Linked DNA regions of Homo sapiens: region 1 is linked to region 2. Evidence: read pairs that join two places in POLR2A ChIA-PET (ENCODE). Cell type or tissue: GM12878. All regions are shown on one strand. Links, peaks and the distances in the headings refer to the core of each region. The heading gives the core; the rest is flanking DNA.

What was found. Peaks named below come from ENCODE experiments on the same cell type or tissue, not always from the same donor. Only the 100,000 strongest peaks of a DNase experiment are listed, where the experiment ranks them.
Region 1: POLR2A ChIA-PET joins it to region 2 with 5 read pairs; 2 of 35 experiments call an interaction of 5 or more read pairs at or near these places.

What each region holds. Positions count from the first base shown.
Region 1 is chr3:29,218,802-29,224,188 of GRCh38, forward strand. No RefSeq gene overlaps it. Among named protein-coding and RNA genes, the nearest start is that of RBMS3-AS3, 59 kb to the right of the region's middle. In GM12878, for the core only: no CTCF peak of the experiment used is centred there; no DNase peak of the experiment used is centred there.
Region 2 is chr3:29,751,295-29,756,681 of GRCh38, forward strand. All of the region lies in intron 5 of RBMS3 (RNA binding motif single stranded interacting protein 3), which reads left to right. Among named protein-coding and RNA genes, the nearest start is that of RBMS3-AS2, 110 kb to the left of the region's middle. In GM12878, for the core only: no CTCF peak of the experiment used is centred there; a DNase peak (open chromatin) is centred at 3,240.

The sequences.
Region 1 (5,387 bases), core at 119-5,118, 530 kb before region 2:
ATCAGAATAGTTCTCCCTTTCCCCAGCCTACACGCACACACACACACACACACACACACACACACACACACACACACACTTCTCTATGCAGACACAAATACATTAGCACTGAAGCATGGAAAACTTGAAGGCCAGGTGGAGGTGCTCATAAATATTCATCAGAATATCATATTGGTGTTTCCTGGTATTCTGTCCTCAAATATCATTGCAATGTTTCAGAACCAAGTATTTTTGCTGTTAGATTACAAATTATCTGAGGACGCAGAGAAATCTCTATGCAGTTTTAAAATTACAAGGTACATTCCATGATTTAGCAAAACAAATACAAAATCGTTTAAAAACACAGATGCTATTGATGGCTTGTACAAACAGCTGCCATAATATTATTGAACCATGAAAAAGAACATTTTGCTTTTCTATATTATAGAGTTGAAAATTTTTTGACCTAGAGTCATTGATGTAGTTTGCCTATTTTGTCCATATAAGGAGTCAGCAAACTTTTTTTTTTATAAAGGTCTAAATAATAAATATTTTAGACTTGTGGGTCATATAGTCTCTGCCACAACCACTCCATTTTGCAATTGTAGTGCAAAAAACATGGACAATACGTAAATAGATAGGTGTGTATTCCAATAAAACTTTATTTGCAAAAACAGGTGGCAGGCCAGATTTGGTCTGCAGGGTATATAGTTGTTTGCTAATCATTGTTTAACATAAAATTGGAAAATGAAAACATTCATTAGTAGTTCTTAAATTATAAGTAGTTATTTCCAATATGCAACAAAAAACAATATAGCTTGTTAAAATGTTTTGTCATGTTGTATTTAACCACCCAAAGAACCCTAAGTACCCTTGTGAGTTGTGGGCTTTTCCCTACATTCGTAAGCTGCTTGGCTCATTGGAATATTGTTGGAAAGAATGTAGTTTTTTAAAAAGAAAACTTGGGGCTTGGTGCAGTGGCTCACGCCTGTAATCCCAGCACTTTGGGAGGCCGAGGCGGGCAGATCACTTGAGGCCAGGAATTTGAGACCAGCCTGGCCAACATGGTAAAACCCCGTCTCTACCAAAAATACAAAAATTAGCCAGGCGTGGTGGCCCATGGCTGTATTCCCAGCCACTTGAGAGGCTGAGGCAGGGGAATCGCTTGAACCCATGAGGTGGTGGTTGCAGTGAGCCGAGATGGTGCCACTACACTCCAACCTGAGCGACATGGCAAACTCTGTCTCAGAAAAAAAAAAAAAAGCTTATAATAAAACAGGAAGGGTATTACTCCCAGATTAACTGAGGGCCATGGCATTTAGCTAAGACAAAATGTTTCATGCTGTATATACATTATTTAAATTTTTTAATATAAATAAATACATTAATTTCTACAATGCTTAGCTTGCTTTAACCTGGTCAAAATTAAGTATTTTCATATTATAAAATTACATTCTGTAAAACACTTCATTACTATTACTATTCATGCATTTTAGTGCTTTGAGAAGTAACTCTTGCCATTGCCTTAACAGTATTCTAAGGTCTAACCAATTAATATCAGTTCATCTTGACAAGAAGAACTTTACTAATTCCATAATGTCCCCCTTATCTATTTATGAATTATAATATAAATGTTTGGTTTTAGTTGATATTAGTTGTTCTTTTCATGCATCATTCATTCCTCTTTTCCTTTTTTGGACACTCATTCTTCTTCTATTTCAATATGTGATTTGGGGTAGAATTAATCCCAGTTTTTGTTCTCAAGGTGGTCATATCATCCAGGTCTGGCCAATAGAGCACTATACATAGGCACATCATGAAACCAAATCAATCAATTTCAATCAGAAGCGTTTTTAGGATTTTCCTTTGACCACCTGGCAAGGAGGCATTTCATTTTCCTTGTGGACAATTATGAAGTAGAATATTGTCCTGGAGACTTTGGGAGACATTTTGCCTCTTTGAGAGTTACGCTTGCCTGAGCATGGAGATGCTTCTGAAGGAAGCAGAGCTGAAAGATAGTAAGAGACCAGACCAAGATGACTGATTCAGCCTCTTCCTTTTTTTTTTTTCTTCGGGGATTTATTAATATGAGGAGAGTTTTATTGCAGTATCATGCAGTGGATAAATTAAAATGAAATCTTTCTGCCTTTAAAGTCCCCCTCACTTCCTCCCATTTCCTACTTTCAGCCACTCACAGCGCTGCTCAGCTCAGCTCTGCCCCTTCCCCTGGATGCAGTGCGACTTGCGCCCTGCCCCTTTCTCATTCTACCCTTTACTTCTATTCCAATCAGCATTTTACACAGCCCTGGACACAGCCTAGGGGCTCCATCCAAGGGGCACAGGAAGCAGTCAGGGAAGAAGAACGCCATCTTCCCTCTACACCTGTCCCTGTTGTGGCAGTCCTTCCGCGGAAGCTCCCTCCATGCCCAGAACCTCAAGGCTCCTGGAAGCTGGCACAGAGGTCCCCTCAGATGAAGCATTTTTATTTCTTTTTTTTTTAAACTTTAAGTTCTGGGTTACATGTGCAGAACCTGCAGGTTTGTTTCATAGGTATACACGTGCCATGATGGTTTGCTGCACCCATCAACCCGTCATCTAGGTTTTAAGCCCCGCATGCATTAGGTATTTGTCCTAATGCTCTCCCTCCCCTTTCCCCCAACACCCGACAGGCACCAGTGTGTGATGTTCCCCTCCCTGTGTCCATGTGTTCTCATTGTTCAACTCCCACTTATGAGTGAGAACGTGCGGTGTTCGGTTTTCTGTTCTTGTGTTAGTTTGTTGAGAATGATGGTTTCCAACTTCATACATGTCCCTGCAAAGGACATGAACTCATTCTTTTTATGGCTGCATAGTATTCCATGGTGTATATGTACCACATTTTCTTTATCCAGTCAATCATTGATGGACATTTCGGTTGGTTCCAAGTCTTTGCTATTGTAAATAGTTTCAGCCTCTTCTTAAAGCAGCAATCATAGGAGCTAATAGATTCCCCTTTTGCCAAACAAGTTTCAATCAGATGGCTTCTTACTAGCAATCTGTTCACTACTGTATCTGTTGGTCATTGTGATGAGCATCTCCCATAATATATTGATTTAATGTCACAGTAAATCTCTGAGGTAGACTTTTTAATTACTATTTTACAAATGAAGAAACCAAGGCTTAATATTATCATAGAACCTCAGTCTCTTCATTTATAAAATGAGTTGCTCAATAACATCCAGGATTCAAATTTAGGTCTTTCTGCCTTCAAAACTCCTAGCCTTTATGCTTCCCCCTCTCCCCCAAAATGGAAGGGGACATGTTAGCAACAACAAAGGTCCTTGTTTTTCCTTCCATCTTGTTCAGCCTCTGTCACTTACTGCTTTGCCGCTAGAAATGCATCTATTTTCTAGTGGGGGAACATGTCAGAAATATAAGGAAGTCAACAAGGGTTAAAGCAAATATAATCAATGGGATTGGATACTCCATAAGTTACTATACAAAATATATCTACATCTGTTTTATAGGTAACTCCATTAATGTGTCATTTTCTCATATGAAGAACTGCATTATTCTAATTTCTCATAATGCAACATAGCCTGGTAGATGAGAGCACATTTTCCTGAGTCGGCCTTCTTGGACTTAAATCTCAGCTCTGTTATTCACTACTCACGTGACATTGCAAAATTACATACCACCCTGTGTCGCAGTTTATTCATTTGATAATGGGAGATAGCATTAGTATCTGCCTCATAGAGTTTTGCAAATAAATATGTTTACATTTGCAAAATGGTTAGAACTGGATCTGGCGTTAAATAGTCCCCTCAGCCATTGTTGGTGATTATCACTACAATTATTGATACCTTTTGTATTGTCTGACACATTCTCTCAGAAATTTTTGGCCTGGGTTTTTGTTTCATTTTGTAGTACTAGAACTGGTTATAGTTTACCCTAGAACTACGACCATCTTTACCTAAGCCTTCTCATGCTTTAGTATGTGTGGCACAGGTTAGCATCAAAATCTTCCTATACAGAGCAAATGGATCCAGGCTGGCTGGCTTTCCCTCTCATTTCTCCTTCTCTCTCTTCTTCCCTCTTCTGTAGAGGCTGATAGAGTGAGAGTTGGGGATGGTATTTGTCAGAATCAGCTAGATATTACTATAGAAACAAAATATTCCTGACATTTTAGTGGTTTAATTTTAAGAAGATTTATTTATTGCTCTGCTCTCCTACTTTCCTGGAGAACTCTACTCCAAATAGTATCTCAGGCAATTAGACCATTAGAAATTCTACCATCTCATCATGTGGCATCAGTGTTCAGAGGAGCCACGGAGAAAACACTGGTGATTTATTTTCTTCTTTTAATTTTTCTGTATTTTCAAGATTAAACTTTTTTAAATGTTTAGAAATGAAAAAAAGTCTTATTTTAAAAATAAATTGGCCTCAATTACAGTAAACTGACTCAAACCAAAGAAAACCCCAAACAGGAAACCTCATAATATCTAAAGGAGAAAGGGAATTATTTAATGATATTTTAATTTAGAAGAAATGTTTTTCTTCTTTACAATAACTATAATGACTATAGTCCTTTTGTTTCATCATTGAGCACAAAATTCAAGAAATTTAGTAATAATTTAAAAATCATACAGTACTATAATATTGCAGCTAAAATCTTGAGTTTATTGCAAATTTAAATAAAATGTAGTGGTGATAAAAATTTTCCCAACACAAATAATATATGAATAGATGAAATAATTTTAGTGTGTGCTACCGGTAATATTCAAGTTTAGTAACTCATAAATGCTTGTGAATTTAGGAAATTTTTGAAAGTTGTTATTTTACTCCTCTAAAGCAGTAATAATGCTGGTAAATAATGAGGTATTTAGTGTTATTTTATTTTTAAGAATGCGATGTGGCCATTAGAAATTATTTTTAATTCAGAAACAATCCCTTCCCTCATTGTTTTCATTAAGTACTTCCCAGCTTGTAGAAGAATATACTGTCCTTTTTCTTACACTCAAATAGCTACCATTAATTTTAGTAAGAGTTTCTAGTCTAAGAATGGAAGATGAATTAGAAAACAGCTATGAAGAATGAATAAACTCTCAATCTTTTCCCCAGAAGAATATTAATTGCACTTCTTAACAGATCTTTTATTAATTTTGTATCATTCTAAGAATGCCAAAGAAATAAGGTTGTTGAATTTCTCCTTTCTGTCTCTTTAACAATGATGGAGATGTAACTATTGACTAATATTTTTTACTTCAAGTTCAGATGTTGAGGATATTTTCCCTTTCTTTCCTTCTTTAATTTTCAATGTTTTATCGCTATTCGTATCTTTAGTTAATCCAATATATCTTGGTCAAAATGAGAAAAAATGGCAGTTCTCAATTCTCCCTTTGCTTTCTGCTTCTAGGGGCAACTACTTG
Region 2 (5,387 bases), core at 223-5,222:
AAATCTGTCCAATCTCAATCAGCTTTGACCTCACAAAATAAGATTTCCATAAACCTTTTATAACCTTTTGTAATTTTCTATTAAAAATGATCAGTATTTTGAGAAAACCCTGTGGCAACATAGGGGCACAGACTGTGGCCTTACATCAGTGTGCTTTTGATATTAATGCTCAGTTTTTAGAAAAACATATAAATAATTTCTAATTTTAGACAACTTGAACACACACAAAATTTCTTTCCCAAGATTAATCTTCCACAAACCCTCTACAACGTGCTTAAAATGTTTTGCCACTACCTAAGCAAAAATTCTATGGATAAATACATAGGTATTTTCCTGATCAGAAGACAGCTATTTTCACTAAACCAACAATATTAAACTAGTCTTAAAGATTTACTCAAATCATGTGAACTAAAAGGCACTTGAGCTGGTTTTGAGACAGGATAGTTCCCTTGGTACCTTTGTGGGACTCACAAAGGGGCGGCTCGGTTAGGCAGCCCGCAGCACTCAAACCCCTTGTGGGAGGGTTAGCACGCAGGTGAGCTGGTGCAGGAGCCGGGGCAAGTGCCTTTGGGTGCCTGCAGGAACAAACACTGTACAGGCCCATGGCAGCGCCTAGGGGTTGCCTACGACCCCTGGAGCCCCAGAGGATGTGTGTTATGGTGTGGTCCTTTAGCTTTGTCATCCATGGATGGCTTAAGTGTTTAACAGCTCAATGGGGAGTTAGTGTGACAGCCTCTTCCCCCTCACCTCAGTTCTTGTCTGGCATCCAGGAGGAGTGAGGTCACACGAACAATTTGGAGGGTGGTGAATGCAGAGGATTTTATCGTGTGGTGGAAGTAGTTCTCAGCAGGAAGGGGAGCTGGAAGGGCAATATAGTGGGAAGATAATCTTCCCCTGGAGTTGGGCCATCTGTGGCAGAACTCTTCTATGAAATTCTGCTGTCAAGCCATCCCTCTGAAGTCAAGCTGCTTCTTTCTAATATCCAGCTGGTTCCTCTTTTCTCCTTCCCTGCCAGTGGAGCTTGGAGTTTTTATGGGTACAGGGTGGAGGGTGGGGCCGGCCAGGGTAGTTTTGGAAAAGGCAACATTTGGGTGGGAAAACAGGGATGTGAAGTTTTCATTTAGGGCATTGGTTTTGGGCTTGAGGGTGGAGCCCTCGCCGGGGAACCACCATCTTCTACCCAGTATTTCCCTGCCTCCTGTCTGTATGTAGTTTCTATTTTTCTGATAAAATATTTGATTTAACCACTTACATTTTCTTTAAGACAATTAATTGGAGGTTCTTCATATATGTTGCTAGTAAAATGTCACATACACATGCCACATTTAAACATATAGACATACAGGACACATAGAAGCAAATTTTGTATTAATAGCTTTATAAGGTTCTCCATTTGCCAGTTTGCAAATAGTTTCTTTCCTCTTTAGACTCTCAAGCCCTAAACAATTATTAGCTAGGCTATCCTAAATTTACAATCACAAAAACATGACTCTTAGGTGAAAATTTACCTCCCAAAGGCACAGAACTTAGATCTAAACACCTTTATTTACTGAGACAAAGAAGGGCATAGGTAAAGGCCCAGTCAAGATAAGATTACCAGCAAAAATATCTTAAACAAAAGTAAGGTTGGTTTTATAAACTTTAAGGCACTGTTTTTCCTGTCATAAAAGTTTCTAGTAGCTTAGGTGGAGCAAGGGAGATGCTCCTACAAATGGAGATTTCCGTTATATATGTATATTTATTTTACAAAGAGTTTCAAAATAGCCACCTAAATGCCAGAAAGTCATATTTTGGAGACCAATCTAGTCAGAAAGCTGGTATTTTCAACTTAGCTTATGTATTGATTAGATTACTAACCTCAGGGTTGAGCCCTTTAATGAATAGCAAAATGAAAGCATTTGCAGTTTTTGGGGACTAATGTTTACATATGTGAAAAACAGGCAGTGCACCTAGATATTTAAAATTGAACGATCCCACTTTTACATTGAATCCCGGGTCCCCCAGAAAAGAGAAATGCCACAAGACCGGGGTATGCAATGTTTCCACAATGCACCTCACTGCATACATTCCCTCAAGACTGGTAGGTGAGCAATGCCCATCAGCCCACTCTGTGATCAGACCACCCTCCCACAGGAGGAGTTTTATGCCTTGAGGGGAAGTGTTTCCTCCACCTTCAAGTGTTCAAACCTGTCTTTCTATCTAAACACCGGAAAAAATGAGTAGCCCCGTACATTTATAATCATTCACTGTAACTGATTTCAGCTGCTTCAGAAACCACAGTTTTTGCCAGTGACTTGTCAGCCATTGCACACACAAAATTCAAGTTGTATCTCATAGTACAGAGTAATCCCTGGTACCCTAAAAGCTAAAGAGGTCAGTTACTACTTCTAACAGCTCTTGCAAATCTTTATTATTAGACTCAGTTATGGAAGTACGATTGCCCATAATCATATTTCCTTTTTGAATGATAAAAAAGACCCAGTGAGAGGAATTTTGGTCACCCAAGAAGAATGTTTAGATTTGTCAATTGAACTGAGCTGTGAAATCTGACCAATTTTAAAGATTACAAATTTTTCACTTAAGCTGTAAGATTACACTTTTTCTTTTCAGAGAGAAACTATTTTTTCCCCGACCAAAATTTTAAATGAGATAAAAGATTGAAAAACTCTTTTTTTTTTTTTGAGACAGAGTCTCATTCTGTCACCCAGGCTACAGTGCAGTGGCACGATTTTGGCTGACTGCAACTTCTGCCTCCCAGGTTCAAGGGATCCTCTTGCCTCAGCCTCCCGAGTAGCTGAGATTACAGGCGCCCACCACCATGCCTAATTTTTGTATTTTAAATAGAGGCAGGGTTTCACCATGTTGGCCAGGCTGGTCCGAACTCCTGACCTCAAGTGATCCTCTTGCCTCAGCCTCCCAAAGTGCTGGGATCACAGGCGTGAGCCACCGTACATGGCTAAAAGATGGGAAAACTCTAAGAATTAATTCAAAATAACACTAGCTCAAAAAGAAAAAGTGAAAGTCACAAATCTGCAATCAGCAGAGACTCTAGAGAATAACAAATGGAACTCCTACCTTACAGTAGAGCTTCATTTCCAACCATGTTGTGGCAGGAATGTGTGCAGTTTCAAAAAGTGAATTGGTCTGAATGTTCAACCAAGAATGGAGCATTCAAATCTGAGGAGGGCTTACCCAGTTGACTGACCTCCGCTGACTCCAGTGAGGTCAGATGAATGAAAGTTATGCTCATATCAGGACTCCAGCTGTCAGCAAAGCAAGGGAGATCACTGAAAGTCTGTTTCAGGTCCCACCTGAGTCACCAAAATGTCAACCTTAAATAACATAAGTACAGAGATTATATGAGCTCAAAGCTTGAAGATGGCCACCCAGGAGCCTAGATTCATGTTGCCCTGAATATACAGTCCAATTAGCAATAGTTACAAGTGGGTCTTTAAAGGAAAAAAGAAGAGAAGTTGTTTATCAAGACTTTTCGTTAAGATAACATAAGCTATTAATTGGTTATTCATTGCTCTTTGTGTCACAAATGCTAGGAATATGAAGATAATGAGTGAGAAAGCTGGTCAGGAACAAAAATGCCTTAAACAATTGCCCCCAGTCATGGCTACTCAGGGGAGAGACAGCCATGACTGAAGCCCTGTACTTATGTCTCTCTGGGCCTGATAAATGTTGCATATCTCACATAGTTGACCTGCTCTGAGCTATTTTTCTTTTCTCAATAATATCTAGGAATGAAATATGGCTGTAGCTAGGAGATTGATTAAAAGTGGTAATGTATTCCAGAGTCATTAATGGTATGACTTTTCTACACCTATGCTTAATTTTCACTTTATCTCAGATTATTTATTTAAGTTTAATTTTCTGCCATTTCTTTATGAAAATTCCTTCTAGAAACATTGGTCTGGCTAAAAAAATATACTTAGATAATTATGCATCTATGTGAGTACATAGATGAGTGTCCCTACTGGGGATAATCAGGTAATCCAAGTGAAAGAAGTAGTTTCTAGATGGAGTATAAGGCAAACTTTATCTCTTACATGCTTCTTGAAACACACAGTCTTTGGGATAATTTTTTTACTCCTCTGCTGTTGATAGCTTTATGGTGTAGGCATCAAGATGCTGGCTGGAAGCAGAGTTTCACTCCAGATGATTCTACTGAAGAAAATTAAGGAGTATTTACCAAATATTTACAGAAGCAGTGTTAAGGGAACTGAGGTAAAGGCAAAGAGATGTTGATGTTCCCAGAGAGGAGCAACAGAGGGAAACGTTTACCACCCTGAGAGCTCAAGGAGCAACCACAAGGGTGTTTCCAGAGTTCATTGAGAGCCAGAGCCTCAGAGGAGGGCCTGCTTGGAAGGACTGTAGACAGGGAGAGATGCAACCCCTGCTAGACAGAAGTGCCAAAGCAGGGAGACAAAGAGGGAAAACCACTCAGATTTCTCTCTACTCTTGCCTTTTGAAGTTCTTTCTTTCAAGCTTCCATAGGCAGAACCCAATGGAAAACCAGTAAACAAAAGAACTAAGATTACACAGTCGATAGAAGGGTCACTTCCTTGGGGCATAGAGCAGGACAGAGAGGACATTTAGGAAAGGATGAGCAGAAATACACCACTCTCCCTGTATAAATTAAGTTAAATAATTTTTCTTTTCTCCTAACTATTAAAAATAAAGAATGCAAGTTCAGTGATAAACAGCACCTACTATTTTGCCTTAGGATTGGCAATTGATACAGCTTGGTAGGAATAATGGCAAAGTGGCTTCATTTAAAGAACAAAACTGCTCTTTTACTCTGTTCCATGGTTGCTGTGATGTCTTTTTTTCTGACACCAAATGTGTGGGTTTTTCTGACATCAAATACCTTATTTTTGCATATCGATTCTCTAATTCTCTGACATCAATTGGATGTCCTACAATTTAACTCAGTTTTGACACAAACTACCTGATCATCATGAGACTTCACAGGTGTAAGGGCTCAGTTCCACACCAGCTGCAAATGGAGTGCCCAGGTGTATTAGTCCATCCTCATACTTCTATGAAGAAATACCTGAGACTGAGTAATTTATAAAGAAAAAGAGGTTTCATGGACTCACAGATCCACATGGCTGGTGAGGCCTCACAATCATAGTGGAAGGCAAAGGGGGAGCAAAGGCTTGTCTTACATGGCAGTAGGCAAGAGAGTGTGTGCAGGGGAACTATCCTTTATAAAACCATCAGATCTCATCAGACTTACTCACTATCATGAGAACAGCACAGAAAAAAAACCCACCCCCATGATTCGATTACCTGCCACCAGGTCCCTCCCATGGCACATGAGAATTGTAGGAGCTACAATTCAAGATGAGATTTGGTTGGGGACACAGCAAAACCAT